Linked DNA regions of Homo sapiens: all the other regions are linked to region 2. Evidence: chromatin loops called from intact Hi-C (ENCODE). Cell type or tissue: PC-3. All regions are shown on one strand.

The links. Hi-C counts contacts between places; a loop is a spot of excess contacts. Peaks named below come from ENCODE experiments on the same cell type or tissue, not always from the same donor. Only the 100,000 strongest peaks of a DNase experiment are listed, where the experiment ranks them.
Region 1: a loop joins it to region 2, with 5 times the contacts of the local background. A loop is called at or near these places in 5 of 110 quality-filtered maps.
Region 3: a loop joins it to region 2, with 5 times the contacts of the local background. A loop is called at or near these places in 11 of 110 quality-filtered maps.
Region 4: it touches region 2 in a loop (24-fold over the local background); 27 of 110 quality-filtered maps call a loop at or near these places.
Region 5: it touches region 2 in a loop (4-fold over the local background); 78 of 110 quality-filtered maps call a loop at or near these places.
Region 6: it touches region 2 in a loop (18-fold over the local background); 58 of 110 quality-filtered maps call a loop at or near these places.

Annotation. Positions count from the first base shown.
Region 1 is chr15:71,568,437-71,572,436 of GRCh38, reverse strand. The region is part of intron 7 of THSD4 (thrombospondin type 1 domain containing 4); the gene reads right to left. Among named protein-coding and RNA genes, the nearest start is that of THSD4-AS2, 120 kb to the left of the region's middle. In PC-3, CTCF peaks have their summits at 1,781 and 1,983; no DNase peak of the experiment used is centred here; H3K27ac peaks cover 599 bases.
Region 2 is chr15:71,799,045-71,803,044 of GRCh38, reverse strand. No RefSeq gene overlaps it. Among named protein-coding and RNA genes, the nearest start is that of NR2E3, 9.5 kb to the left of the region's middle. RefSeq lists a silencer at 1-295. In PC-3, CTCF peaks have their summits at 130 (motif pointing left) and 1,701 (motif pointing right); DNase peaks (open chromatin) are centred at 1,744 and 2,634; H3K27ac peaks cover 1,397 bases.
Region 3 is chr15:70,971,754-70,975,753 of GRCh38, reverse strand. The region is part of intron 9 of LRRC49 (leucine rich repeat containing 49); the gene reads right to left. Among named protein-coding and RNA genes, the nearest start is that of LRRC49, 81 kb to the right of the region's middle. In PC-3, a CTCF peak has its summit at 1,535 (motif pointing left); a DNase peak (open chromatin) is centred at 1,533.
Region 4 is chr15:72,154,579-72,158,578 of GRCh38, reverse strand. It overlaps LOC124903522 (a long non-coding RNA gene), which reads right to left and starts at 3,430. Exons shown (of 3, transcript XR_007064706.1): 1 at 2,508-3,430. RefSeq lists an enhancer at 2,624-2,713. In PC-3, a CTCF peak has its summit at 2,369 (motif pointing right); DNase peaks (open chromatin) are centred at 2,368 and 3,178; H3K4me3 peaks cover 1,443 bases.
Region 5 is chr15:71,746,614-71,750,613 of GRCh38, reverse strand. It overlaps THSD4 (thrombospondin type 1 domain containing 4), which reads right to left. Exons shown (of 18, transcript NM_024817.3): 13 at 3,572-3,776; 14 at 2,020-2,193. Among named protein-coding and RNA genes, the nearest start is that of THSD4-AS2, 57 kb to the right of the region's middle. In PC-3, no CTCF peak of the experiment used is centred here; DNase peaks (open chromatin) are centred at 2,113, 2,883, 3,363 and 3,733; H3K4me3 peaks cover 1,980 bases; H3K27ac peaks cover 2,999 bases.
Region 6 is chr15:71,447,230-71,451,229 of GRCh38, reverse strand. All of the region lies in intron 7 of THSD4 (thrombospondin type 1 domain containing 4), which reads right to left. Among named protein-coding and RNA genes, the nearest start is that of THSD4-AS2, 240 kb to the left of the region's middle. In PC-3, CTCF peaks have their summits at 2,236 and 2,447 (motif pointing left); DNase peaks (open chromatin) are centred at 2,429 and 3,709; H3K4me3 peaks cover 1,124 bases; H3K27ac peaks cover 2,315 bases.

The DNA of each region.
Region 1 (4,000 bases), 230 kb after region 2:
TGTAAGTGGCTACCTTGCAACAGCCACTACTACAGGTGAGTTTGAAGTAAAAAGATAGAAACAATCTACAATCCCAGCACAAAGGAAACAATTAAAATAATTGCTTCACCCATAGTATTAAATGTTATTCAGCTATGAACAATCAAGGTTTTGAAGACTATTTAATGATACAGGAAAACTGCTCACTATTTAATATAGCTACTCTCACCCAACTGGAAATTCACATAATTGGCAAGGGTTGAGGATAAATAGCTAAAGATTTTGTAAATCCAAAATATAAACAACAATAAGCTTGTTGTGGTAGGATTTTATTTTATTATAAATAGCTTTTTAAAATTTTTTCTCTGCAATATCCATCCCTGTTTCTCTCTCTCTTTCTGTCAACAATAAACATCAACTACTTTTATAACAAAAGATAAATAAACATTTTAGGAGAGAGAGGTTAGGATTGGCAGAGACATGAAGCAAATGAAAAACCCCACTCTTCTAAGATGCTGAAGAAAGAAAATATAATTAATAGGGATATTGCCAAGGCAGCTCATACATGGTAGGTTAGCTAATAAGATAAGCTGTTTGTGGCCAACCCCAGCAGCTGAATCTCCCATTGTCATGAAGGAGGACAGATGGCCACACAGAGATGCAATATTGTACAGTTTAAAAGATCAGCGTGGGGGAATAAAGCTTGTCTGTAGGTAAAGGTGAGACTTCCTATAGATTCTAATGCAACCATTACAACTAAATTTGAAGGAAGGGTTTCCATCTCATTTGGCTGCTCTATCTCCTGCAGGGCTCAGAGGAGAATCCTGTCCACAATAGGTACTCAAAATGTGTTCTAGGGGCTAAATACAGGCATTTTTCGAAAAGCATACCAGACATCTGGGGATTTGGTGAGGCGACCTTGCCTTAATGCAGTGGGAACATGGAAATCACATTTTGAAATATAAGCCCAGGGATCTCTTTTTTCCATTAAATAAGGAATTTCTTGGGATTTGCTAAACATTTCTGTTTTATTCAACACAGAAACTTTCAGGCAAAGGGATGCCAGAAACAAACCTGGAGCCTAAAGCCTGGGCCAGGGTTTATTTATCTAGGCATAGGAAACGAGCATGCGGCATTCTACCCCTCAGGGAAGCCCTTTCACTGAGACCCGGCTAACTTGTAAGAATTCAAGATGTGTCCATGTGATTTTTGGGCTCAAGAGAAGTTTTAAAAGGAAAAAAAAAAAAGTGAGTTCTTCAGCAGGTCTAGTTCCAACTTCTGGTGCTTTCCACTTTGAATCCCTTCAAAAAATCTATGGAAGACAAAGTATCAAGGAAGGAACAATGAAACATGTTCCGCCGACACGGTGGAAATGCCCCATAGGACACCTCAGGCTCATAGGGAGTTCTGACGTCTCACAGCCTTTAATTCACAGCCCACACACCCTAGCCCCAAGCAGGCTGGGGCAATGGTGAAGGTTCAATGATCCACAGAGGCGCAGCCACGTCTGTACCACAGAGCAACTGCTAATGTGAAAATGACTGGGAACACCCTGGAGTGTAGTCTGGGAAACTGCCTGGAGCCACAGACACCCAGAGATGAACAGGCTGTCACAGCTGGAATGAATCTTCCCAGACAAGTCATCAACCTTCTTATTTTCCAGTTGAAGACACTGCCACTCTAGGGAGAAGAAGGACTCGCCCAACACCACACAGCCACTTAATGGCAGGCCCAGGAGTAGACAACTCACCTGAACAAACTCAGCTTAAGATCCTAAAGCCAAATGTCCATATTCCCATCACCAGGGTTTTGCTCCCAGATTATGAAGTAGTGTAAAATGTGTATCTGATGGTGAAACTCCGTCTCTACTAAAAATACAAAAAGTTAGCCAGGCGTGGTGGTGTGCACCTGGAGTCCCAACTACTTGGGAGGCTGAGGCAGGAGAATCGCTTGAACCCAGGAGGCAGAGGTTGCAGTGAGCCTAGATGGCGCCACTGTACTTTAGCCTGGGTGAGATAACAAGACTCCATCTCAAAAAAAAAAAGAAAAAAAAAGTATATCTGAGTAATCTGGATTTATATTCCGGGTGCAACAATGATTAGAAATGTGATCTTACTTTCCTCATATAAAAATATTTTCCTGACCAATATCTCTCATAGGGTTGTTGTGAGCAATTAAGTAACAACACAAACGAGAAAGCCATTTGTAAACCCCAAATTCTACTTTTAAAATATAACTGGCTTTACCTGATGCATGGTGTTCTTATGTCATAATTACATTGGTTAGGTTAGTGCTTGGCATATAAGAAGTGTTCACTGATGTTAGGTGTTATTAATTGTTCTCATAAAAAGTGGTATTGACTTCTTGAGTCAAAGGGCTAATATATTTTATCCGCTTTATTTTATTGCCCCAACTTACTTAACTCAATAAATAAATAAATCAGCTTATTTTATTTTATTTTTTTGAAATAGAGTCTAACTTTGTCGCCCAGGCTGGAATGCAGTGGCGCGATCACAGCTCACTGCAACCTCTGCCTCCTGGGTTCAAGTGATTCTCCTGCCTCAGCCTCCTGAGTAGCTAGAATTACAGGCACACACCACCACGTTCAGCTAACTTTTGTATTTTTAGTAGAGATAGGGTTTCACCATGTTGGTCAGGCTAGTCTTCAACTCCTGACCTCAAGTGATCTGCCCGACTTGGTCTCCCAAAGTGCAGGGATTACAGGCCTAAGCTACCGCACCCAGCCTTTCACTTATTTTTACCTATGAGTTACACATTCAATTGTTTCTTTCTTTGCTTTGGCTGCTAGGGAGCTCACAGTAAAATTTTTGACACATCTCTAGTTAGATGTAAAGGCACGGAGTTTAGACACCAGTCTTACTCATGTCCTATTTTTTCTACCCAGTTTCCTCTTTGCTCCATTTTCCTCCCTTATTTGTTTTCTTGTAAATTCTATTCACTACATTTGTAAACATTATTTTAAATTCTTTTTAGAATGAAGGCATTATAAATAAATAACTTTTGAAAGATGTTTAGTCAATACATTATTGATCACTGGGCCAAATAAAGAAACAAACAAGACTGGACTCTAGATTTATATGGTTTCTTTCTCCTGTCCTCCCTCCCTCTCTCTCTCTCTTTCTTCTTTTCCTCCCTCTTTCCCTTTAACAGTGACATCTGACTTAACATTTCCCTTGAAACATGAAATCAAATAGCAAAGAAAGCCTCCGTGTGGGTCAGCACTCACATCCATGAATATCAGAGGGCAGAATCTCCGCTGCTTCAGGGCTCCTGACCAGCAAAGAAAACAACTAAAACTTTAGATTTCTGAGTGGCAGGCCACATTTTACCCTGGATGCTTCTAGCAAAACATCTATTTTTAGAAAAGAAGGCATTTTGGGGGATGTTATGGTAAAAACATATTCAGATGAGACAACACTTTTTCATTTTCTCCCCATTTTAAAGTAATACATGCTGATTAAAGAAAATTTGTCATATACTCTATAGACAAGCAGTAAAAAAGTTAACAAAAATCATGCATAGGAGGAAACATTTTAAAGATTGTTCTTAAAAAAGAGAGAAAGATCAGCAAACTATAGCAAGGACAAAAAACCAAACACTGCGTGTTCTCACTCATAGGTGGGAACTGAACAATGAGAACACTTGGACACAGGAAGGGGAACATCACACACCGGGACCTGTTGTGGGGTCGGGGGAAGGGGGAGGGATAGCATGAGGAGATATATCTAATGTAAATGACGAGTTAATGGGTGCAGCGCACCAACATGGCACATGTATACATATGTGACAAACTAGCACGTTGTGCACATGTACCCTAGAACTTAAAGTATAATTAAAAAAAGAAAAACAAAAAACAAAAAAAAAAAAAGAGAAAAAGAGGTAAGAGTATAACAATTAAAAGTTCTGGAGGCTGCTTCTGTTGGTACTTGCACTTTATTTTTCTGTTTTACTTGTTTTGAAAAAGGTCCTGAATCCTGATTCAGCAAAACAGAATCATGGG
Region 2 (4,000 bases):
GACCCTCCCCACCCTACTCTGTCTCCACTGCCCATCTTCGCCTTGCCTTGCAGCTTTGGAGGCTCTAAACTGAACCAGGTGACGCGCGCGGCAGGAAACCCCCGGTGCTACTGGGGAACTGCCGGGCCAGTCGGTGGACCAGCGCCCCCTCCTGGAAGGACAAAAAGCGCAGCGAGAGGGGCCGGTGCCACCTTGCGCTTCCTCTGACCTCGAGTGCTGGCTCTCTCCTTCGCGCTTCTGGCTATACCCGGTTCTGGCTCGGCTCGGCCTGTTCTTTCCCTCTTTCTCCAACCGACTCCTCCTCACACTTCAAGACCAGCTCCAAGGTCTCTCCTGAGAGCACGCACTCTATCATCGCTCCTCACATCCCAGGCCCTATCAGAAACAATCTTACGCCCTTTCTTTGCAGTCACCCGGCTCCTCCAATGTGCACAGAAGCTTTGTGAGACCAGGGTCTTGTCGATCTTGTTCAACGGCATGACACGTAGAAGGAGTCTGATAATTATTTGTTGACCGCCTGAGTGGACGTAAGCTTGCCCTAGTCCTGGCAGCCTGCGGCGGCTTCGGCTTTCTGCCCTGCCCGGGGCCCTGTGGGCATCTCTCGGGCATCCTCCCGGGACCGGGTCCCAGCAATTGCAGGTCCCAATGGTGTCCGGAGGCCCGGAGTTGGTTCTTTCCGGTGGGTTCTTTGTCTCGCTGGCTTCAAGAATGAAGCTGCGGACCTTCCCGGTGAGTGTTAAAGCTCTTAAAGGTGGCACAGACCCAAAGAGTGAGCAGCAGCAAGATTTACTGTGAAAAGCGAATGAACAAAGACTCCACTGCACCAAACTGGACTCCCACTGGTTACCAGGGCTGGCTGGGGTGGCCAGCTTTTATTCCCTAATTTGTCCCCGCCCATGTGCTGCTGATTGGTCCATTTTGCTGAGCACTGATTTGGTCCATTTTACAGTGTGCTGATTGGTCCATTTTACAGAGTACTGATTGGTCCATTTTATAGTGTGCTGATTGGGGCATTTTACAATCCTCTTGTAAGACAAAAAAGTTCTCCAAGTCCCCACCTGACCCAGAAGTCCAGCTGGCTTCACTTCTCATCAGCAGTCGCGGGGCCACACACCCTTATCCTATGAGGCCGTTTATTCTGCCATGAGAGGTGTAAAATGTGTTTTAATAAAAGGCATTTACCTGGCCAGGACCTAAACTGATTGAAGCAATAAGCTACTCGGAAGGGAATGCTATTGTCCTAGGGGGCTTTCCAGGCTGCCACAATGATGTTCCATTACCCAGAGAAGCAGCATCCCCCTGGCACAAGACAGTGGTTTCCAGGGCGTGATGACTGAAGGTGCTGGGAAGGGTGGGTCCTTCTGCAGTCTCTACCGGGACTCTCTCTGCTTTCATCTGTTTCATAGTTGGTCAAATTTTGTTTGAAGAAGTTTTTTTCTCTTCCTAAAGAGTGACAAGTGGGTAGCATTGAGCCTCAGGTATGAGACCGTGCGTATTAGCTGGGTGGGCTCGGCCAAGTCTCTTCACCTCTCTGGACTGTTACTATGAGGAAATCATGGAGCTAATAGTGGAGCTTCACGTCTGGGTGAAGGCAGAGGACCGAATCAGAGGACCTCTCAAGTTCTCTCAGATCTGATTTATTGTACCCAGAATCACAAAATAGCAGGTAGTTGGATCCACTTGGAATACCCTGAAAGGCCACAAGATGGAGGTGTTACTCCATGAGAAAAGTTTGGCCTGCTCTGCACTGTTCCATCCCCCAATTTGTAGCCTAAGAGACTTGAGAATTTCTTCTTTGGAATTGTAGCAAAGTAAACACTTCACCAATACGCACTTGCATCTTCAGGCAGAGGATTTAAGCTCTTACTAAAGAACCCCAGCGGTTCCCTATAGCGTTTCATGCACAACTTTTTTTTTTAAATCAAAGCACCAAAGAGGGGCTGAGCGACAGTCAGGAGACTATCTGACGCAGAGGTGGCATCCCCGCCCCCTGGGAGTATCACCCCATTGTGTCCTGATACACTGGCTCATGTGCGTCAGAGCTCCTGACATATCGCAAACACCCAGAAAACAGATGTTGAGTGGAGTGGATGCTGGATTTATTTTACTGAATCACGTACTTGGCATTAAAATATACGGTGTCCCCTACAGAGGGTTTTCCATGTTCCCATAGGAACTGTTGAGATTTTTTTTTTTTTTTTGAGACAGAGTCTCTCTCTGTCGCCCAGGCTGGAGTGCAATGGTGCAATCTCTGCTCACTGTAACCTCCACCTCCCGGGTTCAAGCAATTCTCCTGCCTCAGCCTCTCAAGTAGCTGGGATTACAGGCGCCTGCCACCACGCCTGGCTATTTTTTTGTATTTTTAGTAGAGACAGGGTTACACCGTGTTGGCCAGGATGGTCTCGATCTCCTGACCTCATGATCTGCCCGCCGCGGCTTCCCAAAGTGCTGGGATTACAGGTATGAGCCACTGCACCTGGCCAGGAACTGTTGAGATGATTGGAAAATGGCTGGAGACAGATGCTTTGTCTAGAATTTGGTTTCCTGTATTCTAGAAGTGATTGCCTCAAGGCCCAGATTCCCAGGATTTGGAGATCAGTGAGCAGGAAGGGCATTTACTGAGTCAGTCCTGGGAGCAAGTGTCAGGTGAATCCTGGCAAACCTACTATGGACAAGGGTGTCGCCAGAGAAAGATGAGATTCTGTGCATGTGCTTGGCTAGGAACCTCTGTCATGTTACACTTTGCTGGTAGGTAAAGAAAGTATGAAAGCACCGGGATTAGGCAAACTTGGCTCCGGCAGGAAGGATGTGTCTTAAGCAGCAGACACTAGGAATGGAGGCAGGGTGACATGGAGGAGTGAGGGGTGTTGACTTCTCATGGCCCTGCCAGTCAGGGGAGCTGGAAAGGTACTTGGAGGAGGTGGTACAGAGGTGATGACTGGGGTCACCTGGCAGAGAGCGTGAGTGATGATCAAGAGTGCATGGCCGGGCACGGTGGCTCATGCCTGTTATCCCAGCACTTTGGGAGGCCAGGGTTGGCAGATCACCTGAGGTCAGGAGTTCGAGACCACCCTGGCCAACATGGCAAAACCCCATCTCTACTAAAAATACAAAAATTAGCTGAGCGTGGGTGGCGGGCGCCTGTAATTCCAGCTACATGGAAGGCTGAAGTGGGAGAATCACTTGAACCCGGGAGGTGGAGGTTGCAGTGAGACAAGATCACACCTCTGCACTCCAGCCTGGGTGACAAGAGCAAAACTCCATCTCGAAAAAAAAAAAAAAAAAAAAAAAAAGAGTGCATGGCTCGGCATGGTGGTTCATGCCTGTAATCCCAGCACTTTTGGAGGCTGAGGCAGGTGATTGCTTGAGCTCAGGAGTTTGAGACCACCCTGGGCAACAAAGTGAGACCCTGTCTCTACAAAAAAAATACTAGTTAGCCTGATGTGGTGGTGCACACCTGTAGTCTCAGCTACTTGGGAGGCTGAGGCAGGAGTATTGCTTGAACCTGGGAGGTCAAGGCTGCAGTGAGCTGTGACTGTACTACAGCCTGGGTGACAGAGCGAGGCCCTGTCAAAAAAAAAAAAAAAAAAAAAAAAAGGGAGGGAGGGAGGCTGGGCACAGTGGCTCATACCTATAGTCTTAGCACTTTTGGAGGCTGAGATGGGTGGATTGCCTGAGCTCAGGAGTTTGAGACCAGCCTGGGAAACATGGTGAAACCCCATCTCTACTAAAATACAAAAAAGTAGCTGAGTGTGGTGGTGCATGCCTGTAGTCCCAGTTACTCAGGAGGCTGAGGCAGAATTGCTTGAATCTGGGAGGCAGAGGTTGCAGTGAGCCAAGATTGTGCCGCTGCACTCCAGCCTGGGCAACGGAGCGAGACTCTGTCTCTAACAAAAAAAGGAAGGAAGGGAGGGAGGAAGGGAGGCAGGGAAGAAAGGGAGGGAAGGGATGGAGGGAGGGAAAGAGGGAAGGAAGGAGAGAAGGAAGGAAGGAAGGAAGA
Region 3 (4,000 bases), 830 kb after region 2:
TGAGCTTGAGGTGAAAACTTTAGACATTGTTTGTTTCTGAATTGTGTTGTTGTTTTGTTTTGAGACAGGATCTCATTCTGTCCCCCAGGCTTGAGTGCAGTGGCGAGATCTTGGCTCACTGCAGCTTTGACCTCCTGGGTTCAAGCGATCCTCCTGCCTCAGTCCCCCAAGTCTCTGGTACTACAGGCGTGTGCCTCCACACTCGGCTAAATTTTTTGTATTTTTTGTAGAGACAGGGTTTTGTCATGTTGGCCAGCTGGTCTCAAACTCCTGACTCAAGTGATCTGCCCACCTTGGCCTCCCAAAGTGCTAGGATTACAGGCATGAGCCACCACGCCCAACCCTGTTTCAGAATTGTGAGAATACTGCCTGCATTCACAAAATGCTGCCTTAGAAATAAAAAGGAAAATTCTGCCTCCCAGAATTTTCTATATAAGGGTCCTTGTTCTAGCCCCTCAACATGTGTCTGTTCTCTCTTTTTTTGAATAGTTGTGAAAACAGGTGAAGATCACTGGGATATCTTCCTTATGTCTTCTCCTTTGTCAACTAATCATGTCAGATTCTTTGGAAATGCTCTAGTTTATTGTCTGCCCTCTAAAACTAGTAATAGTTCAGGTGTAATCTGACCACTGTAGAAAAAAATGGGATGGGACTGTCTCCATTGTCTGAATTCTCTTTTTCTATAAATGAATATTGTTTTAAGCCATATTAACTTTTAATAATCACATCTCATAATTAATTGAACTTGAATTTAGCAATTCCAAGTCACTTTAACACACGCTGCTAAGTCTAATCTTGTATAATACTGAATTTGTGCTAAGAATTGTTTTGCTTGATTGTTGTTATGGAATAAAGTCCAGGATGTTCAATTCATCTATTTTTTATGTTGTTAAATTCTGCTTACTTTTCTAGACTAGGCATAAACAAACTTTTTCTGTAGAGGGTCAGATAGTATGGTAAATATTTTAGGCTTTGTGAGCTGTATGTGATCTCTATCTCATATCCTTCTTTGTTGTTCTTTTTTTTTTTTTTTACAATGCTTTGAAAACATAAAAGCCATTATTAGCTTGAGAGCTGTACAAAAAGCAGGCTGCCAGATGGATCTAGCCCATAGGCTGTAGTTTGCCAAACCCTGTTCTAGACTATGGAGATACTTTTGGATTCTCATTTGATCAACCAATATACCAAGAACTCTAATTTCTCTAGTTTCTGTCATTCACATACTTTACCAGAATAACAAATATTTTCTCCTAGACATTAATAAAAATGTGAATAGAATGGACTGGAGGAAAAAAGCCTCATGGCATGCCAGTACAGATTTCTCTAAAGGCTGGCATTAATCCATTACTTCATGTTCTGTAAGTATACTTGAATCAAAAATCTACATAACCATGTCATACAATTTACTCAAAATGATGCCATAAAAGACTTTGCCAAATGCTTTGCTTAAATACCAAAACACTGTCTATAGCACTCCTCTAACAAGGTCTATTTGTAATTTCTAGGTCAGGAAACTAATTCTTTTCTGGCATGAATTGTTTTTTAGTGAGCTAATGCTGCCTCCTAGTGACCAATTCCTAAGTACTCACAAACCATCTTTTTATTTTATTTTATTATTTTATTTTTTTGAGACAGAGTCCCCTTCTGTTGCCAGGCTGGAGTGCAGTGGCGCGATCTCGGCTCACCGCAACCTCCAACTCCCTGGTTCAAGTGATTCTCCAGCCTCAGCCTCCCGAGTAGCTGGGATTACAGGCACGCACCACCATGCCCAGCTAATTTTTGTATTTTTAGTACAGATGGGGTTTCACCATGTTGGCTAGGATGGTCTCAATCTCCTGACCTTGTGATCCGCCCACCTCAACCTCCCAAAGTACTGGGATTACAGGAGTAAGCCACCGCACTGGGCCACAAACCATCTTTTAATAATGCAATTTAAATTTATTTCAGAATCAACATCAAGTTGACTGTCACAATTTGTGGAATTTATATTCTGTACTTTTGACATTAAAAAAACCACAGTGCCACAAAGTCACTGTAGCCAGACTGACTGCCTCTCTAGATTCCTCTTCTCTAAGCTCAGCAACTCTGAAAGAAAGGCAGCAGCCCCACTCAGAGCTTATAGATAAAACTCCCATCTCCCTGGGACAGAGCACCTGGGGGAAGTGGCGGTTGTGGGCACAGCTTCAGCAGACATAAATGTTCCTGCCTGCCAGCTCTGAAGAGAGCAGCGGATCTCCCAGCAGAGTGCTCGAGCTCTGCTAAGGGACAGACTGCCTCCTCAAGTGGGTCCCTGACCCCCCTGCCTTCTGATGGGGAGATACCTCCCAGCAGGTGTTGACAGACACTTCATACAGGAGAGCTCCAACTGGCATCTGGCGGGTGCCCCTCTGGGATGAAGCTTCCAGAGGAAAGAGCAGGCAGCAATGTTTTGCTGTTCTGCAGCATCTGCTGGTGACACCCAGGCAAACAGGGTGTGGAGTGGACCCCCAGCAAACTCCAGCAGACCTGCAGAAGAGGGGCCTGACTGTTAGAAGGGAAAAAACAGAAAGCAATAGCATCAACATCAACAAAAAGGATAACTACGCAAAAACTCCATCCAAAGGTCACCAACAGCAAAGACCAAAGGTGGATAAATCCACGAAGATGAGGAAAAACCAGCACAAAAAGGTTGAAAATTCCAAAAACCAGAATGCCACTTCTCCAAAGGATCACAACTCCTCACCAGCAAGGGAACAAAACTGGATGGAGAATGAGTTTGACGAATTGACAGAAGTAGGCTTCAGAAGGTGGGTAGTAACAAACTCCTCCAGGCTAAAGGAGCATGTTCTAACCCAATGGAATGAAGCTAAGAACCCTGAAAAAAGGTTACAGGAACTGCTAACAAGAATAACCAGTTTAGAGAAGAACATAAATGACCTGATGGAGCTGAAAAACACAGCACAAGAATTTCGTGAAGCGTACACAAGTATCAATAGCTAAATCGATCAAGCAGAGGAAAGGATATCAGAGACTGAAGATCAACTTAATGAAATGAAGCGTGAAGACAAGATTAGAGAAAAAAGAATGAAAAGGAATGAACAAAGCAGCCAAGAAATATGGGACTATGTGAAAAGACCAAACCTACATTTGATTGCTGTACCTGAAAGTGACGGGGAGAATGGAAGCAAGTTGGAAAACACACTTCAGGATATTATCCAGGAGAACTTCCCCAACCTAGCAAGACAGGCCAACATTCAAATTCAGGAAATACGGAGAACACCACAAAGATACTCCTCAAGAAAATCAACCTCAAGACACATAATCATCAGATACACCAAGGTTGAAATGAAGGAAAAAATGTTAAGCACAGCCAGAGAGAAAGGTTGCGTTATCTACAAAGGGGAGCCCATCAGACTAACATTGGATCTCTCTGCAGAAACCCTACAAGCCAGAAGAGAGTGGGGGCCAATATTCAACATTCTTAAAGAAAAGAATTTTCAACCCAGAATTTCATATCCAGCCAAACTAAGCTTCATAAGTGAAGGAGAAATAAAATACTTTACAGACAAGCAAATGCTGAGGTATTTTGTCACCACCAGGCCTGCCTTACAAGAGCTCCTGAAGGAAGCACTAAATATGGAAAGGAAAAAACAGTACCAGCCACTACAAAAACAAACCAAAGTGTAAAGACCATCGACACTATGAAGAAACTGCATCAACTAATGGGCAAAAAACACCAGCTAGCATCATAATTACAGGATCAATTTCACACATAACAATATTAACCTTAAATGTAAATGGGCTAAATGCCCCAGTTAAAAGAAACAGACTGGCAAATTGGATAAAGAGTCAAGACCCATTGGTGTGCTGTATTCAGCAGACCCATCTCACATGCAAAGACACACATAGACTCAAAATAAAGTGATAGAGGAAGATTTACCAAGGAAATGGAAAGCAAAAAAAAAAAAAAAAAAAAAGGAGTGGTTACAATCCTAGTCTCTGACAAAACAGACTTTAAACC
Region 4 (4,000 bases), 360 kb before region 2:
TCAGGAGGCTGAGGCAGGAGAATCGCTTGAACCCGGGAGGCGGAGGTTGCAGTGAGCCGAGATCGCGCCACTGCACTCCAGCCTGGGCGACAGAGCAAGATTCCGTCTCAAAAAAAAAAAAAAAAGCCAGGCATGGTGGTATGCACCTATAGTTCCAGCTACTCAGGAGGTTGAGGTGGGAGAATTGCTTGAACCCAGGAGGCGGAGGTTGCAGTGAGCCGAGATCATGCCACTGCACTCCAGCCTGGGTAACAGAGCAAGACTGTCTTAAAAAAAAAAAGGCAAAGGATTTGAATAGACATTTCTCTAAAGAAGATACACAGATGGCCAATAACCAATGAAAAGATCTTCAACATCACTAATCATTAGGGAAATGCCAGTCAAAACCACAATGAAGTACCACTTCACACTCATTAGAATGGCTACTCTCAAAGAACAGAAAAGAAACAGAATATAACAAGTGTTGGTGAAGATGTGGAGAATTAGTAACTCTGGGAATGACTTGGGCTGGGTTGGTGAAGATATGGAGAACTGTACTGTTGGTGGGAATGTAAAGTGGTTTAACTACTGTGTAAAACAGGACAGCAGCTACTCAAAAAATTAAAAACAGAATTACCATATGATCCAGCAATTCTAAGTATATAGCCAAAAGAACTGAGAGAATAATCTTGAAGAAATTTTTCTTTTTTTTTCTTTAAAGACAGGGTCTCACTCTGTCACTCAGTCACCCAGACTGAAGTACAGTGGTGTGATCACAGCTTACTGCAGCCTCGACCTCCAGGGCCCAAACTGAAGAAATATTTGAACACACATGTTCATAGCAGCATTATGTACAATAACCGAAAAGTAGAAGCAACTCAAGTGTCCACCCATGGATGAATAAACATATATATATATATGTGTATATATTCTATATATATATGTTTATATATTCTATATATATATACACACACAATGAAATATGTATATTCATCTACTCATGGATATGTAAATATATATATATATATATATATATGAAAAAATATTCAGCCTTGAGAAGGAAAAAAAGTCTGACACATGCTATAACATTGATGAACCTTGTGGACATTAAGCTAAGTGAAATAATCCAGTCCAAAAAAAAAAAATTTCTGGAATCCAGGCTTGTAGAAAGAAAAAAAAATAAAAACAAAACCCCGCACAAATACTGGGCAGGGTGCAGTGGCTGGCTTATGCCTGTAATTCCAGCTACATAGGAGGGAGGATCACTTGAGGCCAGGAGTTTGAGACCAGCCTGGGCAACACAGCGAGACCCCATCTCTTAAAAAAAAGACAAATACTGTATGATTTGGCTTATAGGTGGTATGTGGAGTAGTCAAATTCATAGAGACAGAAAGTAGAATGGTGGCTGCCAGGGGCTGAGGGAAGGGGGAAGTGGAGAACTATTGTTTAATGGGTATAGAGTTGCAGTTTTGCAAGATGAAGAATTCTGGAGATTGGTTGCACAATAGTGTAATGTACTTAACACTACTGAACTATATGCTAAATATGGTTAAGATGGTAAATTTTATGTCATTTTACCACAATTTTTTAAAAGTTAAAAGAAAAGAGTTTGGTGGGGTAAGCAGAAGAGTTTGGATTTTATATAGTCCCTGGGTATTACAGCTCAGATCGGAAAGTTTGGTAGGGCAGATCAGTGGTTGTTGAAACCAAGTGCTTTCCTTTGCTAGAGGAAATAAACACCTGGATATAATACACAGAAAAATATAGCTTATAATCTATAGGCTTTTCAGGGACTTAGAGAAACCAATCCAATAAAATTCTTTAAAGTATGCCCACTCCTCACTATTCCCAGGGACTGATTCATAGCAGCAGCATCACAGAGAAGGCATATAATCATATATTTATCATGGCAATGAGCTAACTTTATCAGGGAGAAATAGCTGCCTTAAATTTGGGGAAACAGAAAGGAAATATACATTATGCCAGAGCCTCAGTTTTGCAACATGGGCCTTAGCAGAAAGGAAGGGTCATGGGAGGGGCAGTATTATTAGCGAAAAAGGCATTCAGGAATGAGGGGGACTCAAGGACAACTTCATCCCACTGAGATGTCCTGGGAATAAGAAACTACCCCCACCCCCTCTCCCAGGTGCCCAGCCAGCCAGCCATGGCCCCTCTACCTGACTGCCAGACTGAGTGAGGCCTAGAAGCCCATGGTGCTCCTCTCTCCTAGCTGCTGGGCCACAGAACCAGGGAGTCCTAGAGCAGAGAAACTTCTCAGAGAAGGATCTCCAGGTTGCCTCAGGACTAGACTGAGAGGCTAGATCCTCAAACTCAATCCAAGGCTGGCTGTCTCTCTCTCAGAGAAGGAAGTGATGACAACTGAGCCACTAGGCGGCAGCAAAGTCCAGCAAAAAGACGCAGAGGCAGAGGGGTGAGTAAAGACTTCGTTGTCCTCCCTCAGAAAAAGCTACTCCTGTCCCCTTGCTGGGGAAAACGGGCCCAGGGCCCCTCCAGTCCAGGTCACCTACCTATCCAAAGTAAGAAGGGAATCTTCAGGAAGGCTTGTGTGGCCATTTGCCCCGAAAAGAATGGCTCTATCCGCTTCCGCTTTGGTCCTCCTCGCTCTCTTCTCTCATCACCTGGGGAAGGGCCAGCGCTGATTCTGAAAGGACGGCGTTTCCGAGGGCTCTCCAGACTTCCCCCAGCTCTGGCCACTCGGAAGGCAGGCGTGGAGAACAAGTGTGTGTGTGTTTGTGTTTCTGGGCTGCAAGGGTGGAGAGTGCAGTTTCTAGGGCATAGAAATCCCAGGCTCTTCTCCAACCTGCCCTTGTTTGGATTAGCATTTTCTCTTAGACACAGAATCGCCGAAATCTGGCTCCTGTGAAGTGTGATTTCATGATGGCAACAACACTCTTTCCGCTCCTACCTTTATTTAGAGAGCACGGGCTGGGCCCCAGAGCAGAGAGTTTTAACGTTTAACAGTTCCACATGCCCTGTCCGCTGACAGCGAGAGGGTGGGAGGCATTTAAGCCTCTGAAATGATATTCTAGAGAAACCTGAGTTCATCCGCCTGCGTGCCTGACCTCCACAGAGCCAAGGAACACCTGGTACCCAGCAGAGCCCTGCTTTCGCTGCTGCCTTCGTGCTGGCAGGGCTCCTTGCCTTCCCGGAATGTGTTCCTTCTTGTTTGCCACTCAGTGCCTGGCCCAAAGCCAAACCTGGGCTGCTCGGAATGCCATGCCCCCACTCACTTCTCTCTCAGGATCTGAGACAAGGCTCTCTTCCGCCTGGGGAAAGGCCAGGCTCTCGCTGCAGCCTCGTCCCACTGCGCAACTTCTCTAGGCACATCAGACTCTCCACCGGCTGAAAGCAGAAGCACTTAGGGAGAGGACAGCAGGGTCCCCAGGAAAGCAGACGGTGTGGCATACTGATATCCTATTGGCAGCCTTCTAAACTGGGCCAGAGTTGGCAAAGTGTTATTCACAAGGTGTTCATTAACTTGCTAAATGCAAAAAGGTTGGGTTGGGCACCACTCTGGGAAAACATGACACCCCTGCTCCTGGATTCAGTCTAGCATGAAGGTGTGTTAATTGGTGTAGGATTTCTATGCAAGTTTTTCTTTGCTGTTAGTTCCAAATACCAGACTAGTCTGTGTGGCATGCTCTCCCCAATATATAACCACATTTAAACAATTTATTAAGCACCTTCTATGGGCTCCTGAATGCATGCTTCTATAGATACTATGACACTATAATTTTCTGAGCACTTAATTGTGTACCAGGCACTATATAGAGTGCTTTTTATACTCATTATCTCATTGAAGAGAATCTCAATACACTAATACAGTTTTCACACTTTACGCTGTGTAAACTGAGATCAATAGGCCAGAAATACAATATGGACTCCTTCAGGGAGTAGCTGAGGAAGCGAGGTAGACAGAATAGCAATGTAACAGTGTAAGACGGGTGAATCCGTGTAAGTGCAAAAGGCAGTGGTATGGGCAGACTTAATGTTACAGGGG
Region 5 (4,000 bases), 52 kb after region 2:
TGGGCCTAAGGGGCAGGGGCCATATGCCATGAGGTGTGGGGAACACACAAGAAGATGAGCCGCTAGGTAAGAATCTCCAGGACCATCTCTGGAGGTGGAGTGAAGGCTGCATTTGCAGGTTTGTCCTTCCTCTCTTTCTGGATAACACTCCCTGTGGAAGTGGATTGTTATGGTGATAGAGGGACAAAATGAAGGGGCATCTTACACCGCAGAGGGAGAGAAAACCTATGTGAACACCTCTAGGGGTGATATTCAAAATACTCAATAACAGGTGCATGGTGGCCATTGACCGGTCAGAATGGACACTGACCAGTTGGAGTCAGCCAATGTGGCCGTATGGGGCATGTCTGCTGATATCCCCAAACTGCGTGAAAGGGTCCTTCTTTGAGTCTGAGATACTATGGTTGTTGTTCTCATGATGCTGGGAGTGGGGACGGGGTGGGGGCTCATGGGCTGCATCGTGTCTCCTAAGATCCAAGAACATGGCTGGGCTCCTCTGTCTTTTTTATGGCCTTGTTATTCAGAGTGTGGTCCTTGGACCAGTGGCCTCAGAGACCCTGGGAACCTATTAGAAATGTAGGCTGTGGCCAGGCACAGTGGCTCATGCCTACAATTCCAGGGCTTCGGGAGGCCGAGGTGGCAGATCACTTGAGCCCAGGAGTTTGAGACCAGCTTGGGCAACATGGTGAAACCACAAACAAATACAAAAAATTAGCCGGGGTGGTGGCGCGCACCTATAGTCCCACCTACGTTGGCGGGAGGGGGGCAGGGGGTGCTGAGGCAGGAGGATTGCTTGATCCCAGCAGGTCGAGGCTGCAGTGAGCTGAGATTGCACCACTGCACTCCAGCCCGGGCAATAGAATGAGACCCGGTCTCAAAATAAATAAATAAATAAATAAATAAATAAATAAATAAAAATTTAAAAATATAAAAATATTAAAAAAAAGAAAGAAAATAAATGTAGAATCCCTGGCTCCTCCCCACACCTGCTGCCTCAGACCTACACTTTAATGCGGTTCACAGGTAACGTGTACGCACGGGATTCTAGCAAGGGAAGTGGGGCAGAACTAGTGTATCCGAGAGGTAGGCCGCTAACCAAGGTCAGAGATAGCCAATCATGTCCTCATCCCAGGTAAACTCCCTAGATCTCCTAGAGAATCCAGAATCTGGACTTGGTGCCTCTCACAGCTGTGCAGCTGCCCTGGGCAAACCCTCTGACTGGCCATCCCATGCCCGCCAATGCGCCGATCCCACCAGGAAAGGAAGCACAATTCCTTATCTCCTTCCTCTTTTCTTCTCCCTGTCCCAAGGTATGTTCTACAATTTGTTTAGTGTCTTTTCTCAAACTTCATTTTTGATTGTGGTAGAATACACATAGCATGAAATTGACCATCGTAACCACTTTTAAGCCCACACCTCCAGGGCATTAGGTGCATTCATGCTGTTGTGTAACCAACATCACTCCATCTGCAGAAACCCCTTTTCATATAAATCCTCCTTTTGCCTTTGATGGATGAATTTAATATATGACTGTTTTCCCTTATATCCAGGTAACTGGTGGGCTAATGGTTGACTATATATGCCTTTGAGTTATTCTTTGACACCTGAGACTTCCCATGGGAGGCCAGGCTACTGGGGAGGGAACGGGGTGTGGGATGTTTTGAGTTGGCAAAAAGCAGTAGAGGGGCCTGCCATTGCTGAGTGTCTATGAGACACCAGGCACTTACAAGACATATGAACGATGGGATGTAATGATTCACTTCACCTAGTATTATGGAGTGACCACATGGAGTGCTAAGGAGAATTCAATCAAGTTTTGCATACACCCTCCTCACCTTTGGAGACCCTCAGTCCTCACATAAGGATAGAAAGCCTACGATAATTCCTCTCTGGGCCTTTTTTTTCCCCCCAGAGCCAGAAATCAGTCTTGGGATTCTGAGCTAGTGACTCATCTTTGTGTGGTTTTGGAGGCACCTGGCAGACCTCGGTCCCCGGCGCTCTGCCCGCCATCACACTCACCCTTTCGCTCCACTCGGTGAGGAACCAGCTCTTGGCACAGGGTCCCATGTCGCAGTTCTCAATGTCATTCGGCCGGAGCTTCATGTTGCATTCCTCATCGTCAACCACATCCCCAATGTTGCTCACACACTTCACATCACGGGTCCTCTGTCCCACGCCGCAGGGCACCGAGCACTGAAACACAGCACACTGACGTCAGGGGAACCAGCAGCTTCAGCTCTGGGAGAGAATTGCCAGTATGGAGCCCGCAGCCTTTGTGATCAGCCCCATGAGACTGAGGCTCTGTCATGCATGTCACCAGCTGGGGCAGGGATCTGAGCCCTAGAAAACTCCACAACCCTTTTCTACAAGACCTTCTTAGATGCCTCGCCTACTGTAAACTAAAAATAAAATCCTAAGCCTCCCAGCTGACTGAATGGGCCTCCTCTTGGCCAAGGAGACCCCCAGAGAAACCTTAAAAATGGATTTCCTGGCCATGACAGGATGGAAGGTTGGACACACCCTGTCATACCACCTCCGTTTTGCAGTCTAGACACAACCGACCAGCACTGATGTTAAGGGAGAAATCATAAGACTGACAGAATGGACTCTCTGTGGCAATAAGATACCAAATTATAAACAGGACCCAACGCCATGGCAGGCAAGGGGTTAAGTCATGCACCTCTGCCCTTGAAGAATAAACTATGTTCTAAGTTGCCTGGGAAGAAGGTCTTAGGATTCATGGCTTACATCCTGTTTAGAGTAAAGAATATTATTGTCAGTTCCTCAAATCTTATTGTGAATTCTTCAAACTGTTGACATACTGATTAATACGTAACCTGTGGACATTGAAGAGGACACTGGTTTGTTTGGTTTGTTTCTGAGTCATAAAGTTTTGCTGATTTATTTCTGACTCATGAAGTTTTATTGACTGTCTTGCACTTAAAACATTTTAGCCTGTATGTCGTCATCTGTAGCCAGTGATTGCAACCTCTGTGCTGTACCCTCCAATGAAAAAGACAACTCCGATTCAAGGGGTCCCCGTCTCCTCTCCTAAACTTTCTTCTAAAAGCCTTTCAACTTGTAACAGACTTTGGAACATGTCCAACGTTGTTCGTGTGTCTTCTTGGGCTGATCCTTACATTGGCTTCCAATAAATCTTTTATCAAATTATTTCTGCCTTAACAGCCTTAATTTTGACTGACACTACTCTATTCTTCCAGGCCTCAGTCTTTTCAGCTATAAAATGGGTAGGGAAAATTGGAAGGAGTTGGCTCTACCAGCAGTTGCCAACCTTCACTTCACCATGACTCACAAAGCAGATGAGGCCAGTATCAGAGGGCTCCCCCTGGGCTCACTCATAAAGTTGGCTGTGGGTGGCACACACTACCCTGAACTCTATTGAACTATTGGTACATCCTGTGGTTTGCAAAAACAGCCGTCCAGACCCCCACGGGACGGGTTCCCTCCTGTGGAACTCAGGGTTACCCATCTCAGGTCTTGGTGGGGGAGGCTGGAAAGTGTGGTGGGAGCTGGAGAGGGAGCTGCAGAGCGGGCTGCCCTGCCTGCGTACCGAGGTCCAGTCGGTCCGGATCTGCCACTCGCTGCAGATCTTGAGTTGGCAGGTGCTGGTGGTCTCAGGTTTCTCCAGGTGCTGGCAGCGGTAGGGCTGCACCGTCAGGCTGCGGTTGGCGTACACCTGGCGGCACAGAACCTGGCGGTGCTGCATGCCCAGGCCACAGGTCTTGCTGCACTCAGACCACTCCCCGATGTCCCAGCTGGTTCAGGAATGAGAGAGCGAGAGTGAGAGACAACCTTCAGTCAACAGGAAGTCAGCGTGAGCCCGCAGCAGCGTACACAGAATCATCAGAATCACTATGGGTAGAGTTTCTTACTAGAGCATTGCTTGAAAGTCAGCCTAGGCTGGGCACAGTGGCGCACGCCTGTAATCCCAGCACTTTGGGAAGCTGAGGTGGGAGGATGGCTTGAGCCCAGGAGTTCG
Region 6 (4,000 bases), 350 kb after region 2:
CTCCCATAACTTGTGTCGCTACCACCCCTAGAAGCCTCCCTTTTTTTTCTTTGAGAGGGAGTCTTGCTCTGTTGCCCAGGCTGGAGTGCAGTGTTGTGACCTTGGCTCACTGCAACCTCTGCCTCCCGGGTTTAAGTGATTCTCCCACTTCAGCCTCCTGAGTAGCTGGGATTATAGGTGTGTGCCACCATGTCTGGCCAATCTCTGCATTTTTAGTGGAGACGGTGTTTCGCCATGTTGACCAGGCTGGTCTCAAACTCCTGACCTCAAGCAATCCATCCGCTCTGGCCTCCCAAAGTGCTGAGATTACAGGAGTATGCCGCCACGCCCGGCTCCTAGCCCCACTATTCCTTTCTGTAGCTCAGGATGCAATATAGGCTTCAGTCATCTGACCCTTCTTTGAGTCTCATATTTTGTGGGGCTCCCGTGTGTACTTATATAATTAAATGTGGCTTTCCTCCTGTTAATCTGTCTTATGTCAATTTAATTCATAGCCCAGCCAAGGAACCTAGAAGGGTGAGGGGCAAGCCACATTTCCCTCCCCTACACTACCAAGTGAAATGGGGGCTTGTGAACAATTTGAGCTGAGTTATGAGCAAAGTTACACCTCCACAGACTCCAATTTGTCACTAATTTATACTTGTTACATAACCTTGGATGCTATAAGAATTATTATTTCCATTTTGCAGATGAGAAAACTGAAACCTGGAGAGCAGCAGCAACTTGTGAATGAGCACACAACTTGTAAGTGATAGAAGCTGGATGTGAGCTGAATCTTCTGAGCCCAAACCCAAAGTGTCTTCTGTTTCTTTCCTGTTCTACTCTCCCCCAACCCTCTCTGAGTGGGCATAGCTCTCAGGTGAAAATTAGAGCAAGAAAAAAAAAAATCTTCAATTGCCTGCATTATTCTCACCTGGGCCTACAATCACCAGGCACCCAGAGCATGAGTCTCCACTTTTTTCCAGGCCTAAGCTTCCTCCAGGCAGCTATGCCAGTCAAATGAGGCATATGGACACGCAGCCACCCAATTCACTAACTACAATGACTCAAGGCGCAGCGGGTTAGTGAAAGAAGCAACAGGTCTGCCATCCTTGAGTTTTCAAACACACACTGCTGGATTTATATATTTGTCCCACACAATCCCTCCTTCCCTTGTTCCTTCGTTTGCACATCACAACTCCTATGGCCATCCGTGTCCACCCTGGACAGCTGCCCTAGGCCAGAGTCCCAATCCACCTCTTTGCATTGTCATAGGACCTTAATATGGGAAGTAGTTTCTTTTCCTACTTTTAATCCTAAGTAGTTTTTTGTTCCTGTCTACAAATTCTATCATGAATTTGTGGTAAAAGCTACCCAAGGAACTAGGTGGATAACAATTGGTATTAAGATGACTGCTTTTCATTTTCTAGTAGTTGGGCCTGCATATTGGGTATAAATCAATTTTCTCCCAATTAAATCTACTTACTTCTCAAACGCTATTTTCACTTGAACTGTTAAATTTTACTTCTCATTTTGCTCCCAACACTTTACAACCCAGGCTAAAGTGACTATAAAATGTCTACACAGGATGGGGACAACCGATTATCATCATTGTCCTGTGTGACTTTCATGTCTTTAGATTACATGGTAATAAAAATAACAGCTGATTGTATTTTTAGTACTTACAGAGTAGCAGGCACTGTAAGTACTACACAGAATTATCTCCATCTTCACAATGACTCTGTGAAGTAGGTTTTATTATCACCTCCATATTTTCTGAGGCGCAGAGAGGTTAATTAACCTGCCCAAGACCACACAATAGTTAGTAGGTGATGGAACCCAGACAGCAACCCAAGTCTGACTCCAAAGCTCATGTTCTTCACCAGTGTCTGAAATGCCACATAGAAACAGTATCAATGTACCCCCAAATAATGTGTTCAGTGGAACAAGAGTTTTAAACCAGAAGTACTGAATAATAGTGTATGTGTTTATGTCGACAAGAGCAGTTTAAAAGCCCTAATTACTAACTCAAATCAACATATAAGCCTTTTCCATCTGAATATCAAAGTCCTGATGTGGCAACTGAGTGTCCTCTGTGATCACCATCTCAAGGAATGTGGCCAAGGAGAATAGGTTTCCCTTGACCCTCTGGGGCAGTGACCAGGTCGCCCGCTGGTCAGACAGGCACACTGGTAAGGCTGGCCAGTCCATTTTCTGGTTTGCCCACTTTGGCTGCTGTGAGGGAGAATGAACAGAAGGCAAGGGGGTTTGTATGTACTCATGAAATGTGTTTACAGCCAGTCCCCAGTTTTCACCACTTCTCCTTTGACCAATCTATTCACCCAGCCATGCCTGGGAGCCACCTATATTTAACTTTTCACCACCCTGACTGAAGAATTTGTCAGTTTCTACCAGGCAGTTAATATTATCAGTGACTGGTTTCCCAATCAATGCATGAGTGCCATCTAGAGTTAATGGAGGTAACTGCAGCCACAGTGGACAAATCATTCCTTCCTACATCTTCCTAAAAGTCCCTGCAGAGAAAGCAGGAAGGACTGCATTAAGATCATTACAGGACTCAGGGATGGATACCCCATTCTCCATGATGTGCTTGCTTCACGTTGCATGTCTGTATCAAAACATCTCATGTACCCCATAATATACCTACTATGTATCCACAAAAATCAATAATTTAAATTTAAATTTAAAAGAATCATTACATGACTCCATACTAGGCATTACTTACAGCAAACCACGCAAATACGGTTTCTGTTTCTGAAGACTTTGTTATGTAAGGCTGGAAAAAGAAGTTAATACATCTAATATCTATTACCTCAAGATCAAATTATGAAATGCCCCCAAATGTTAAGGGAGTTAGACTTGAGATAAGGACCGGTTGTTTCCTAAGCAGTCTCTGCCACCAAAATATTTGATTTTGCCTTGGGCAAATGACATTTCTCTGGGCGTCAGTCTTCTCAACATTGTCTTCTTAATATTCTCAATGAGGATGTGGACAATATGATACAAGTCATTCTTACAAGGCCCATTTCTAGTATATAATACAAGACTTCCACATAACAACTTTTAATGGCTGCTATTGTTTCAAGCAGGCAGACAGAACAAGAAATAGAGTAAATCTTCTTGTGACCCTAACAGAACCCTGACAATGTTTGTTTTGGCATTGTCCCGTAAAACCAGATCTGTGCCTGGCTCATGGGATATAACCAGAAGTCAAGTAAGCAGAGCTGCCGAGAAAGCTACTGTTTACCAGAGGAAAAGCCACAGATTCAATTGACAAGTAACCTGTACCTTTAGTCCTTCTTTTTGCCTGGAACATGGACTCAGGAGGTGGAAGAGCCAGGATGTGTTCATGAGAACATGCAGTGACATGCCAAGGAGAGCAGAACAAGACTCTAGAAGGCTCCCAAGCCTGTGATGAATTGTAAGTGCATGTTTATTAGCCCAGGACCTCTTCCTCTGGAGTTGTTCCATGAGAAAAACAGTATCTCTTTTGGTTAAACCACTCTAGGGTTTCTGTGGCAAGGAGAATGTCATCGCTAATTGACACAACTCAGGTTTTGTCTTTTATTTTTATATTCAACAAATATTAGCACATATGCCTGTAGCTATGTGCCAGTAACTATGACAGATACTAAAAGACAGTCCTACCTCGAGGCACTTGTGGTCTGGTAGGATAAATTCTATAGCTGTATTAACTTGTCAGAAGGCATCAAAAGGAAGAGAGGTGGTCAGAGAAGTCTCTCCGAGGGTGACTCATTAGCTGAGTATTCAACAATTAGCCTGGCAAAGAGGAGGAAAGGGCTGGGCGTGGTGGCTCATGCCTGTAATCCTTGCACTTTGGGAAGCCAAGGTGGGAAGCCAAGGTGGCGGATCACGAGGTCAAGAGATCAAGACAATCCTGTCCAACATGGTGAAACCCTGTCTCTACTAAAAATACAAAAATTAGCTGGGCGAGGTGGCACATGCCTGTAGTCCCAGCTACTAGGGAGGCTGAGGCAGG